Linked DNA regions of Homo sapiens: region 2 is linked to region 1. Evidence: chromatin contacts called from ENCODE Hi-C or POLR2A ChIA-PET data. All regions are on one chromosome and are shown on one strand. The core of a region is the stretch at or near the end of the contact, and the rest is flanking DNA. Distances in the headings are between cores, read along the strand shown. Region 1 holds the start of SLBP (stem-loop histone mRNA binding protein). Region 2 overlaps LETM1 (leucine zipper and EF-hand containing transmembrane protein 1).

What was found. Hi-C counts contacts between places; a loop is a spot of excess contacts on that map. ChIA-PET counts read pairs that join two places held with the same protein, here RNA polymerase II (POLR2A). Pooled maps may share reads with other maps.
Region 2: a pooled map shows a loop between it and region 1 (7-fold over the local background). The contact joins the enhancer-like site here to the promoter of SLBP in region 1. A Hi-C loop is called at or near these places in 3 of 50 pooled maps. POLR2A ChIA-PET finds 5 or more read pairs at or near these places in 8 of 52 experiments (GM12878, H1, HEK293 and 4 more).

The regions. Positions count from the first base shown.
Region 1 is chr4:1,709,760-1,716,346 of GRCh38, forward strand. SLBP (stem-loop histone mRNA binding protein) reads right to left here and starts at 2,560. Exons shown (of 8, transcript NM_006527.4): 1 at 2,371-2,560; 2 at 2,115-2,231. The coding sequence starts at 2,429. TMEM129 (transmembrane protein 129, E3 ubiquitin ligase) reads right to left here. Exons shown (of 4, transcript NM_001127266.2): 4 at 6,193-6,587. RefSeq lists silencers at 1,937-2,056, 2,067-2,976 and enhancers at 3,107-3,396, 5,376-5,485, 5,606-5,675, 5,986-6,085.
Region 2 is chr4:1,831,654-1,838,240 of GRCh38, forward strand. LETM1 (leucine zipper and EF-hand containing transmembrane protein 1) reads right to left here. Exons shown (of 14, transcript NM_012318.3): 4 at 4,776-4,919; 5 at 3,192-3,329; 6 at 1,091-1,294. Among named protein-coding and RNA genes, the nearest start is that of LETM1, 21 kb to the right of the region's middle. Within about 2 kb of position 2,983, at least 5 of the 41 ENCODE cell types and tissues checked have a DNase peak (open chromatin) inside an H3K27ac peak, as active enhancers do; they include GM12878, where a contact is called at or near this core.

The DNA.
Region 1 (6,587 bases), core at 1,310-3,809:
CGCTACCACGCCCGGCTAATTTTTTGTATTTTTAGTAGAGACGGGTTTTCACCGTGTTAGCCAGGATGGTCTCCATCTCCTGACCTCGTGATCCACCCGCCTTTTGCCAAGGCGCTGGGATTACAGGCATGAGCCACCGCGCCCGGCCTACTTCTTAAAGTGATTGTACTCAATAAATAGTGTGGAGACCGCAACTCCGGGCCTTTTGCAGCCTCCATTTTCCAACTGGTCCCCTGGCTCCCACCTTTATGAGCTCTTAACCTGTCTCTTCTCATTCCGGGTAAGTGTCGAGGCTGGTCCCCAACAATGGGGTTTCTCCATGTTAGTCAGGCTGGTGTCGAACTCCTGACCTCAGGTGATGGGCCCGCCTTGGCCTCCCAAAGTGCTGGGATTACAGGCAGGAGCCACTGCGCCCAGCCCCCTAGACCCAAGTCTCTAAATATCATCTCTATGTCCTGGTAACTCACTGTGCCTGAAGATGCCTCCCATGTAGACTCCTACACTCCGTTACCTTTCTTGACATCTCCTTTGCTTCTCTAAGCAGCTTCTCAAGCCTCACAACTTCCCATGCCTAGCTGCTCCAGCCCATCTTCTCTATCTTAGCAAATGGCCCCAATCAACAGCGTTCAGACCTAAAGGCTTGAGTCATTCTTGATGCCTCTTTCCTGTGTAAACCAAAAAGTGTCTGAGACAGGTCTCAATTGCTTTAGGAATTTAGCTAATGTTAAGGACATACCTAGAAGAACACGAAATTACAGAAAGAGTCTGTGGTCTGTGCCTTTCTCCAGAGATGACTGTCAGGGCTTCAATATTTAAAAGAGAAAAGTAGGTTGAAGGAGAAAGATCTACATGTTCCAAGAGAAAAGGAGCAGGTAGGGGAATAGTCAATTATGTATTCCTAGTGTGCTCAGTAAGTCGCCACTTAAAGTGAACAGAGTTCACCCGTGGAGATATTTAATCTTGTATCTGTAGGTATCTGCTTAGAAAAAAAAAAAGAAACACAAAGGTGGCCGGGCGCGGTGGCTCACACCTGTAATCCCAGCACTTTGGGTGGCCAAGGTGGGTGGATCACTTGAGGTCAGGAGTTCGACACCAGTCTGGTCAACATGGTGAAACCCTGTCTCTACTACAAATACAAAAAGTTAGCCGGGCGCGGTGGCATGCGCCTGTAATCCTAGCTGCTGGGGAGGCTGAGGCAGGAGAATCACTTGAACCCGGGAGGGGGAGGCTGCAGTGAGCCAAGATCGCGTCACCGCACTCCAGCCTGTGAGACAGAGTGAGACCCTGTCTTTAAAAAAAAAAAAAAAAAAAAAAAAGTAACGCAAAGGTAGTTTCTTGCATGATTCCGCGCTCAGCATAATTTTTTCCTTTTGGCACAGTGAAGTTGGGTCCGATTTTTTTTTTTCCTTTCACGCCTCCCATCCCCAACCCATCAGCAAGTCTCACAGGTCCTGCCTTCAGAAGCCTATCCCGAACCACGCATTTCCCTCCACCTTCACTGCTCCATCTCGGCCAAGTCACCACGCCTTTCAGGGAACTCAGGAGCAACAAGCCCCCAGTGCGGGACGAGCCACCCCAAAGCCCCTCGAGAAGTTTTCTCTAACCACAGCCCCGAAAAGCCCCGCCACTACGACCACTGGCACCCCTGCTTATTTCCTCCAGACCCTCCTCGGCCGTCCCACCCCATCAAGCCCTCCTTTCGCTCGCATCTCCACCCTCCCTGCACACTGCCTAACCCAGAAAATGGCCAAGCAGGTAAGCCCTGTCAACTCACTTCTCCTCGGGACTCGGGTGTCCCTGACTTCCACGTGTTCACGAGAAGCTCGTCAGAGACCCTGACCTCTCCCGGGAGCACAACACAGACTCGAACTGGCTAACTCGGGCTGACGCCGGTTCAGCTGACTCCCATCCTGGCAAGAGGCTTCCGGAGTGTTCCAGCGCCTCCCAGGCCTGCTGCGGCCGCCCCAGTCCACGGGCCGCGCGGAGACCAAGATAAAAGGACGCAGGGTGCCGACCTGACCGATCCCGGCACCGCGAGAGCGCGACGAGGTCCCTGGAGCCCGCGGCCTCGTCAAGGGCCCCACCGCGCCCCGACCCCCGGGTCCCGCGCCCACCTCTCGGGTCTGCGCTCGGCGCCGCGGTGCTCTGCCTCCTCGGCGTCTTCGGGCCTCCAGCGCCTGCCGTCGGCTCTGCGCTTCCGTCCCAGGCTCCATCGCGCGGGGGACGGCGGGCTGCGGGGAGGGACGCGGTCGGCTGGGCACGGGAGGTTCGGGACCGCCTTACAACCTCCGCCCTCCCACACCCCGGCCCCGCACAACCCCCGCCCCACGGGGCACGCGCTCCCTCGCCCGCCGCGCAGCCCGGCCTCACCTGGCGTCACCGTCGCAGCGGCTCTGATGCCTCGGCGGGCTTCGCGGGCGGCAGGCCATGGCAGCACGGGCCGGGCGCGCAGCGCAGGGCCGAGGCTGAGGCGGCGGCGGCGCGGGCAGAGAGCGCAGAGTAGAGCAGGGCAGGGCCTGAGGCAGAAACCCGCGTCCCCGCGCCGGCGCTCACGAGCTCTGCGCGCCCCGCCCCCAACCGCCTTTATGTGGGCGCCGGGCCCCGCCCCTCGGCCTCCCGCGCGCGCCGGGTCGGGCGAGACCATCGGGCCACGCCGCAGGGGTCCACTCAGCTGTGCGCGCCTCGCGAGCCGACTGGGGCTAGGGCGAGGCCTCGGGACCGCGGGCAGCCGCGAAGCCCGACTGCCCGGCCCTCGGCTCGGGAGCCAGATGGACGCCGTGGGCTGAGGAGAGGCCTGAGGAAAAGGTTGCCCCCACCCGCGGGATTGAGGCGGCCGGGCCGCCGCGGGCCTCTGCGACGCTGATAGGTCGCGCCTTGGCGGGCGGGGGCAGCTTTGGCGGGAGATTCGGCCGCGCGCGACGCGGCGCAGGTCGTGGGGGAAGGGTAAGCGGCACGTTTCTCGGCCTGGGTCGTGGCGCATCTCCCATTGGTTCCGGCCTGGGTGGAGCGCGGCTCTGCTTGGTTCCTGCCCAGGTGGGGGCGTGTCTCCTCCCTGGCGGGAACCCGGAACCCGGAACCCGGAAGGCGCGGCCTGTGGCGGGTACTGACTGCTTCCCACGGTCCCGTGGCCGCTGCAGGCCCCGTACGCGCCGTCTATTGTTTTGAGCCGCTTAAAGTTTTGGAGTAACCTTTTAGGTCGCAACAGTTGACAACTACACTGAGTCTTTCCGGTCCCACTGCCCTGGCCGTTGACCGCACACCGGCCACCGACTGAGCCGCTAGTTTCGGTTGCCGCTGCCTCCCTGCCCGTCCATGACGTCCTCCACTGTGTCGCCGGTGCATGACGCTCCCACCCTCTGCCTGGAGTTGACTGGGTTTGTATCCTGAAGAATCCCTGGCTCAGCAGGTAGGTTCCACCTGGAGGCGAGGTCCTGTAGATCCGCACCATCCCGTCCCGCTTCCCCGCCGTCACAGTTGCAGCTGACGGCCCCGCGGATCCAGCCAACTAGAACCCCAACGGGTGCACTACACCTGAGAACAGGTTCCCACAGCTTCCTGTTGGGGACAACGTGAGGGATGCAGGGGAGAGTGGAACCAGCCAAAAGAGTGGGCAGTGGGGTCAGGTCCAGGAGGCTGAGCCCCAGGGATGCTTGGGATCCCTCTAAGGCCTTACACCTCTGGGAGGGCCGGACTTTTGCACCTGCTGCCCTCAGGACTGTGCCTTGGTGCGTCCACCGCCCCCTTTTGAACTCAAAAAAGTCATCCTCAGACTAGGACGGACACATCCTGTCCCCTTCCTCCCCAGGCCCTGGGCATCCCATAACCCTCAACACTGTAAACTAAAAATAAAATCCTGGCAGGGCGCGGTGGCTCATGCCTGTAATTCCAACACTTTGGGAGGCCGAGGCGGGAGGATCATCTGAGGTTGGGAGTTCGAGACTAGCCTGACCAACATGGAGAAACCCTGTCTCTACTAAAAATACAAAATTAGCCTGGCATGGTGACGCATGCTTGTAATCCCAGCTACTCGGGTGGCTGAGGCAGGAGAATTGTTTGAACCCGGGAGGCAGTGGGCTAAGATTGCACCACTGTACTCCAACCTGGGCAACAAGAGCAGAACTCTGTCTCAAAAAAAATTAAAATCCTAAGCCCCCAACAACTGAATGGACCCCCTTGCGGTCAAGGGGACACCAGTGGCAATAAGATACCAAATTATGAATAGGACCTAAGGTCATGCCAGGCAAGGGTTAAGTCACACACCCTACATTTAAACTATATTCCTACTGCCACACTGCTTTTCTTTTCCTCTTAGTAGCTCAATAAGCACTGGCCTTGAGCTAAGCAATATTGGAACAGTGCAGTGGCCGAGATGATGGCTCATGCCTGTGATCCCAACACTTTGGGAGGCTGAAGCCTCCAAAAGGATTGCTTCAGGTCCAGAGTTTAAGACCAGCCTGGGTAACAGCGAGACCCTATCTTTACAAAAAACTTAAACAAAAAGGCTAGGCACTGTGGCTCACACCTGTAATCCCAGCATTTTGGGAGGCTGAGGTGGGAGGATCGCTTGAGCTCAGGAATTCGAGACCAGCCTGGGCAACATAGCAAGACTTCATCTTTACTAAAAATCAAAAAAATTAGCCGGCCATGGTGGTGTGTGCCTGTGATCCCAGCTACTCGGAAGCTGAAGTGGGAGGATTCCTTGAACCTGGGAGGTCAAGGCTACAGTGAGCCCAGATGGCGCCACTGCACTCCAGCCTGGGCGACAGAGTAAGACCCTGTCTCAAAACAATAAAAACCAATTTGCAGTTCCACCGGATGCTGACTGATCCCCCAGCCCCTATTCCACCAGCCATAACTACAGTTTCATTGGACAAGAGACTGATTTCAGTAACTTGGTCCAGATAAGAGACCACAGTGATGGACCACTTCTGGCCTGTGTAGAACCTCATTATAATACATTTTAAATGTTAAGTCTCCACCCCAAAGTGAATGTGGATTGTATGTTTGTTCAGGATGCATGCGTCAGGACTGCCTTCATGAATATTCATAGCTCCTCCTGTCACCTGCTGAATATGCATGTTTAGCCAACCCATTCAGCATAAACCTCCTGCCCCAACCCCTCCTCCTCCTCCTCTGAAGTGCCCATCTCTGGTCTTGGCCAGAGGCTGTGCTTTCCAGTCTGAGGGATGGCCATCTTGCAGGCTGTTAACTATTTTTATTTTGAGACAGTCTCACTCTGTCGCCCAGGCTGGAGTGTAGTGACGCGATCTCGGCTCACTGCAATCTCTGCTATCCAGGTTCAAGCGATTCTCGTCAGGCTGTAACTTTTTAGAAGAAATAAACTCTTCTCTAAGTTAACAGTACAGAGCCAAAGAGTCCCAAGTACCTGTGAGTCACAGGGCCTGGCACAGTCAGGGCCCATAACAGCCCCTCAGTAGATGCTCACTGGATCTCTGTTGTTGGTTAAAGCAGCGCCTGGCTGTGTATGCAAAAGAATGCCAGTGAAAGTACCAGGCTGGAAAGAATCTGAAGACACTCGTAGCGCAGGAAACTAGAGCCCACTGTCATATCTTTCAATAGGATTACGTGTACTGTTTCCCCAAGAACCATCCTGTGGGTCAAGAAGCAGAATGGGGAAAAGGCAGCAAGCACTCACTGTCCGGTTGCTGGGGTGCTCACCTGAGGGCCCAGTGCTGTGGGGAACCCCAGGCTGCTGTCTTGGCTGCCCTAGGTGCTCGGCTGGCAATTCCTGGGCCACCCTGACCCACAGTGAGGTCAGTAGAGACAGCCTGGTGTCCTCACAGGACGCAGCTGCAAACATAAGTGAACCGGAAAGGCTGCTCACTCCTTGGCTACCCATGTGTCCCCACATCAGTTCCTGCATCTGGAAGCAGCCGCAGTGGCGACCACACAGTGACTTCCCCCAGGACGTGTCTCTGCCCCTCCCACCCTGCTCCTGCAGAGGGCCCTGGGTCAGGGGTTCTCAAGACCCCAGAGTCCCTAACCAGAAATCAGAGGGGAAGGTTCCTACTGTACCCGCCTCCCAACCAATGGGTTTTTCCTCCTTATTCTGAACAAAGCACGCCACGCACGCAATTCCACCTCTAAGGTGGCTTCTCCAATACCCACAGGCCATTCTCCAACTATGACAAAAGTTTGGTTTTAATATCGGGCAACACAAAACACAGTACATCACTTCAGACTAAATTTTATTAAATATGGTGTCATTTGGCTACAATCGGTTTGTCTTTATAAAACTAAGTAACTTATTTTGTAGTAAAAACAACCCCAACCCACTGCCCCTCTTTGGCAGCCCTTGAAACTCAGTTCAAAGCTAGGCCTGGCTCCCGGCCATGGCCCCTGCTGCCTTCACCTGCTGAGCGCTCTAGGAAGCCTCCCAAATCCCAAGTGTCAGGCCCCCGGAGTCCATCACCTCTGCCTCAAACAGCCAAGCCCAGGGGCTTTGGGGCCGCAGGTATGAAGGCCCCTCCAGTAGCCACACCTGTGTCAGGGCTGTGCCCTGGGGCCTGGCCAACATCCCCCCTCCCCTTGAACCATCAGGAACTGGGCAAGACGCCCACCAGAGG
Region 2 (6,587 bases), core at 1,733-4,232, 120 kb after region 1:
CTGGGGTGCCTGTTGTGTCCCGGCAAGGGCGGGATACAGGCTCCCCACATGGCCTTGCCTTGATTCATGGAAATGACTGGCCCTCAACCTGCTCACCAGAGATGCAGGCAGGCTCTTCCTGGAAGAGTTCAACACTGCCCTGAACCTCTTTGTCTTCCACAGACAATGCCTGCATTCAGGAAAAACTAAACACTACAAACAAAATCAGAAGGGAGAGCAAAAGAAAAAGGCCTACGGACCACCCAGTTATTAGAGTAATCAATGTGAACTAGAGTTAGTGCATTCAAAAAGACAGATGACAAGAGGAACAGTTTTACCTGAGAACTGAAATCTTAAGAGCTCCTAGTATGAATAAAAGAGTAACCAGCCGGACACAGTGGCTCATGCCTGTAATCCCAGCACTTTGGGAGGCCGATGTGGGCAGATCGCTTGAGGTCCAGAGTTTGAGGCCAGCCTGGCCAATGTGATGAAGCCCTGTCTCTACTAAAAAATACAAAAAATAGCCGGGTATGGTGGCGGGCGCCTGTAATCCCAGCTACTCTGGAGGCTGAGGCAGGAGAATCGCTTGAACCCAGGAGGCAGAGGTTGCAGTGAGTCGAGATCTCGCCACTGCACTCCAACCTGGGCAACAAGATCGAAACACCGTCTCAAAAAAAAAAAGGAGTAATCAGACCTAGAAGGAGGGCAGCGCCCTGAAAGCACAAAAGGGCGTGAAGCACAGAGGCAAGCACGTGCGATGGACAGGACAGGGCAAAGGGGCAAATGGACCCTCGATGAAGACCCTGATGTGAGGAGAGAGGCACAGAGGCACTGTCATCAATAAGCAGGATGAACACAAAGACAGACACAACTAAGCAAGTTATTATAAATCTGACGAAATCCAAACAGAGAGATCATCCGAGAAGGTGCCAGAGAAAAGACATCCATCTTCAAAGGATCTGCAATCTGCAAGTGGCAAGACTCCTAGTGAGCTTATTTTCGATCGTTCAGCATCTTCCAGAGTTTCTACAATGAGGACATGCTGCTTTTATCATCAGGAAACGAAAAGGTAAAACACCAGAGCTGTGGCGCGGAGTATGGCCAGGCTCACCTTGTCGTCTGCCTTTATGGAGCGCAGCCGCATGGTAAGCTGGAAGCGCAGGAAGTTGTTGGTGCCGATGGACTGTAGCTCCAGCAGCTTGCACAGGGCCACCAGCTGCGGCCGTGTCAGGTTGTCCAGGGTCAGCTCATCCTCAAATAATTTGGAAAAACGCATGATTTCCTCATTGCTGGGCCTCTCCCCTGTTTCCCGGATCTGCGGAAGTGGTCACAAGGGTCATCCCCGGGACACGCGCCCACCCGGCTCCCTCCCACGACCAACCACATTCCCAAAGGGTGCTGCCTCTCATCCTCAGGGACTCAAACCACTGACTACTTCTTCTTTTTTTTTTTTGTTTGAGACAGGGTCTCGCTCTGTTACCCAGGCTGGAATGCAGTGGTGTAATCTCGGTTCACTGCAACCTCCACCTCCTGGGTTCAAGGGATTCTCCTGCCTTAGCCTCCCGAGTAGCTGGGATTACAGGCTGCGCCACCACACCCAGCTAATTTTTGTATTTTAGTAGAGATGGGATTTCACTATGTTGGCCAGGCTGGTCTCAAATACCCGACCTCAAGTCACCTGCCCAGCTTGGCCTCAAACCACTGACTTCTGACTCCGGTGCTGGGCTAGCCTGGGGAAAGGTGGCGTCTGGCCTGTGGACCTCTCCTGCCTGAACCAGCAAAGCTGAGGCTGCTGTCTGCTGGGGGAGACGCCCGGGCCCACAGGCTGCTGCATGCAGGTCCTGTGATCCTCTCTCTGCCACAGAAGTGGCCGGGACCCTGCTGCTCTGGGGCAGGAAGAGGTGCACCTGTGTGCACCTACATCTCCCACGGATGACTGCCTGAGCCTTGGGGGAGGGGTGGCCATCTAGCTCTTTAGGGAGAGCTAGAGTCCCTTAGCGTGGATCACTCAGGGCCCTTTGGGTGATCCTCTGCAGTTCCTACCACCTGAGGGACAAGCCACCAGCTCAGTCTCTGCCAAGAGCTGGGCTAGGAGGGTACCTAGCAGAGGTGACAGATGAGGGAGGACGAGGCTGACTTGGTGCCCAACTCAAATCGTAACATGCAGGATGCCAGCTCTGAGACACAATTTCAGGTGTGCTCCTGGGGGCGGCCCTATGCAGCACACCCCCGTGCAGGTGACTGCAAGCACATCCTTCTTGGCAGCTGGGCGGCCCAGGAAAGGTTGGGACGGGCCCCTCCTGCTCTGCAAGGCACGATGTCCTGGGTGAGGCTCCCAAAGCATGGCTCCCCCTAAAACATCTTGCTGGAACCACCACCCACTCCCTGGGGGGCTCAGCAGCCCCATGGCTGTGTCGCCTCCTCCCGAGAGGCTTCTCCGTGGTTAGGCCTCAGCCTGGCAGTCTTTTCTGTCAAGGGCCAGACAGCAAGTATTTCTGGCTTTGCAGCCATGGAAACCACTCGCCTCTGTGCTGCAGCGGGAAAACCCCACAGACAACGCACACGCATGGCTGGAGTTTCTAGGCCCTGGTTTAAGCTCTTCCTGCACTTCAGACACATCCTTCTCACTCCAAAGTGGCACAAGTCCCTCAAGCCAACAACACCGGCCTCGTGAACCCCATCTAGTCCTCAGGGATCTCGGTCCGTGGCAGCTGCCGTCTCCCCATCCTCACCTCACTCACCACATGACCGCAGGAAACCTCAAGGGCCGCTCCTCCTCTCCAGCCCCCACTGCTCCCACAGTCCAGGCCTCTGACCAGCCCCTGGGACCTGGGATCTTCTTGACTGACTCCAGCCAGAGGGCAATGCCCAGCAGAGGAGCCCGGCCAAGCCACCCACACCTCACACCATCAGGGTCTCAGGCTCCTCATGGGTCAGATTCTACTGCTCCTGGACAGCTGCAGGGTGATGAGACACAGACGCCCATAATTCTGAAGGCTGACGAGGCGCAGCCACCACAGCTTAACTCACTGGGAGCTCGTGGGGGCAGACTCCTGACACTCCACTGGCCCCCGACTGAGCCTCCTGGGTAAACTTTCAAGCGCCAGCCAGCACCTGGGGGAGCTCCACTCTGCTGAGCACAGCGAAAGGGAAACAGAAAATCAGGGAAGGCTCCCTGGTGAGGTCACAGGGACTCAGACGTATCACAGCACCTTCTGGAAAAACACAGAGAAGTCTTTGGTGGCGCTGCCCTTGGCTGCCTTGTTCTTCAAGGCCATCTCCTCGATGGTGTCCTGGAGGAACTTGGCCAGCTCCAGCTTGACCCGAAGCTCCTTCTTCAGCCTCTCCTCCTGCAAGGGCAGAGAGGGCACTGCATTCCAACTGCTCAGACTGTGGTTCGGGCAAGGAAAACATCTCACGCCTGTGCCCGACCCCCACTCCCAGAAACATTTCACAACACACTGACTCTCATCTAAGTGCAATACATTCTCAAACTCTTTTATTTCATGGTTTTAAAAAGTACCCGTGTGGGCCGGGCACAGTGGCTCATGCCTGTAATCCCAGCACTTTGGGAGGCCAAGGTGGGTGGATCACCTGAGGTCAGGAGTTTGAGACCAGCCTGGCCAACACGGTGAAACCCCGTCTCTACTAAAAACACAAAAATTAGCCAGGCATGCACACCTGTAATCCCAGCTACTTGGGAGGCTGAGGCACAAGAATCGCTTGAACCCAGGAGGTGGAGGCTACAGTGAGCTGAGATTGCACCACTGCACTCTCCAGCCTGGGTGACAGAGCGAAACTCCGTCTCAAAAAAAAAACAAAAACAAAACAAAAACAAACAAACAAACAAACAAAAACAAACAAACTCGTGTGATTCCCTAAAGCAAGGATCGGCACACTTTCCGTAATGGGCTAGACAGGAAGGCGTCTGGCCTTCATGGCTGTGTGGTCTAAAACAAATGCTTAACTCTGCTGGTGCCTCACAGACAAGACACATGACTGGGCATCGCAGGTCCCCACAGGGCTCTGCTGAGAACAGGCAGGGTCCTGATCTGGCCTGTGGGCTGCAGCTGGCTGACCCTGCCCTAGAAGGACCTCATGACTCCCCTATAGCACCGGTAGGGGAGTGTTCCTGGTCTAGAAAACCTGTATTTTAAAATACATTGAGCTGGAAGCAGTGGCTCACACCCATAATAACACTTTGGGAGGTCATGGCAAGAGGATTACTTGTGCCCAGGAGTTTGAGACCAGCCTGGGCAACATAGCAGATCTTGTCTATAAAAAACAAAAAAAAATTAGTCAGATGTGGTGGCTTAGCCTGTAGTCCCAGCTATTCGGGAGCTAAGACAAGAGGATCACTTAAGTCCAGGAACTTGAGGCTGCAGTGAGCCGTGATCGCACCACTGCACTCCAGCCTGGGTGACAGGGCGAGACCTGTGTATGGTGGCACACATGCCTATAATCCCAGCTACTTGGGAGGCTGAGGCAGGAGATTCGCTTGAACCCGGGAGGCAGAGGTTGTATGCAGTGAGACAAGATCGCACTGCTGCACTCCAGCCTGGGTGACAGAGCGAGACCCTGTTTCAAAAATAAATAAATAAATAAATAAATAACGAAATAAAGAGAAACAAATCCAAAACCCAGCATCCACTAAATAATTATTGCACAGCACAAGGACAATATGAAGATACATAAAGTCTCAAAAATATCTAGCACCTGAAAAGTCACAAACAAGGAAGCCATCACAATGAATTTCAGACTCATTCTAAAACAAGCAGTTGGGATGCTGCCCTTACCTTGAGTGACTGAGTCTCAAATGTGGATGGCAACATGTTGGGGAAGAGCTTCACAGCAACAGGCAGCAGAAACTCCATGAACGGCACCACCACGAACACAAGGAACGGCACCAGGCGGAAGAGGTCAGCGCAGATCCGGAGAAACTGGAAGGGGCGGAATCCATCAGAGGGGAGCAGAGCACATGTGGGAACAAGGGCAAGGGGTGTGAGCATTTCTCCTATAATGGTTTATAGGCACAACCTCAGGCAGCGACTCACAGGACCCACTGAGGACTCTAAGTTCCAGAACCACTTAGCAGACCATTCCCAAAACCCACTTCTTTCTCAGGGTCCAAAGCAGGTACCAGCAGCCTCCAGAAAAGCAGGGTATGGTGCTGACACCAAGGGCCACTGGGTGCTCCCAGCGATCGAGTCCTCCGAGGACACCGGCCAGCACTCTGGGCTCGGGGGCCAGCAAGTGAGGGCTGCAGGCTGAGGACTGGGCATTACTAGCGTGGTGGAGAGTCACCAGGATAGGCTGAGCCACACCTTCTCTTGGAGGGTGCTCTATAAGGAGGGCTTCTCTTGTGTTTCCTAAGACTATACTACAAAGCAATCATTAGGAAAAAACCCAAGTATTTCATTGACATAAACAAACTAGTACTTGATGCCATTAAAGAAACATCCAATTTGAAATAATCAGAAATCCCTGTGAAGCCTGAACAACTGCTGGAAAACAGCGCGGGTGATGCTGCCCCTCCTTGGTGCTGCTCACAGGGGTCCCTTGGCCAAGGTGTTCCATGTAGTTCCTACGTTTCCTGCGTTTCCACTGGCAACAAGTGAGCGTTCCCAGGGAGACGCCCTGAGAGCAGCAATGTCCTCCTCCTCATCAGCCTCTCTCCCGACCCCGCGCTCATTGAGCCAGCCTCCACTCTCATGGGCACAAAACAGTGGCTGCCTAACTCTCCTATCTTGTCATCTGCAGGAGGGGAGAACCCTGCCTTCCTATACATTCATTTTTCTGTTTTTTTATCGCACTGGACCCATGGACTCCTGTATTTTTTGACTGATTTACAATTTACGGCTGTCTTTATTCCCAAACGGTGCCATATTTGGGCAGGACATATCCTTAAAGCTGGCACATGTGTTTTTTGATATGCCTCATTAATTTTTTTAGCAGTTCTACTGAGGTGTAATTTACATACCATAACATTCAACTATTTTAAATAAATTTGATGATTTTTGGTAAATTTATACATTGCAAAACCATCACTAAAATCCAAATTTACAAGTTTTTTTTTTTTTTTTTTTTTTGAGATGGCGTCTAGCTCTGTCACCCAGGCTGGAGTGCAATCGCCTGATCTTGGGTCATTGTATCTCCATCTCCCTGGTTCAAGCGATTCTCCTGCCTCGGCCTCCAGAGTAGCTGGGATTACAGACATGCGCCACCACGCCTAGCTAATTTTTTTTTATATTTTTGGTAGAGACAGGGTTTCACTATGTTGGCCAGGCTGGTCTCAAACTCCTGACCTCAGGTGATCTGCAGCACTGGCCTCCCAAAGTGCTGGATTACAGGCGTGAGCCACCACACCCAACCAAGAAAATAACTTCTTAAATGTTTGTAAACACAAAAGCAGAACTGCAAATCCCAACCTTTTAGAGCACATTTCAGTGCACAGGATTATCTTTTTTTTTACTTTTTATTTTTTTGAGATGGAGTCTCACTCTGTCTCCAGGATACAGTGCAGTGGGCGCGATCTCGGCTCACTGCAACCTCTGCCTCCCGAGTTCAAGTGATTCTCCTGCCTCAGCCTCCTGAGTAGTTGGGATTAC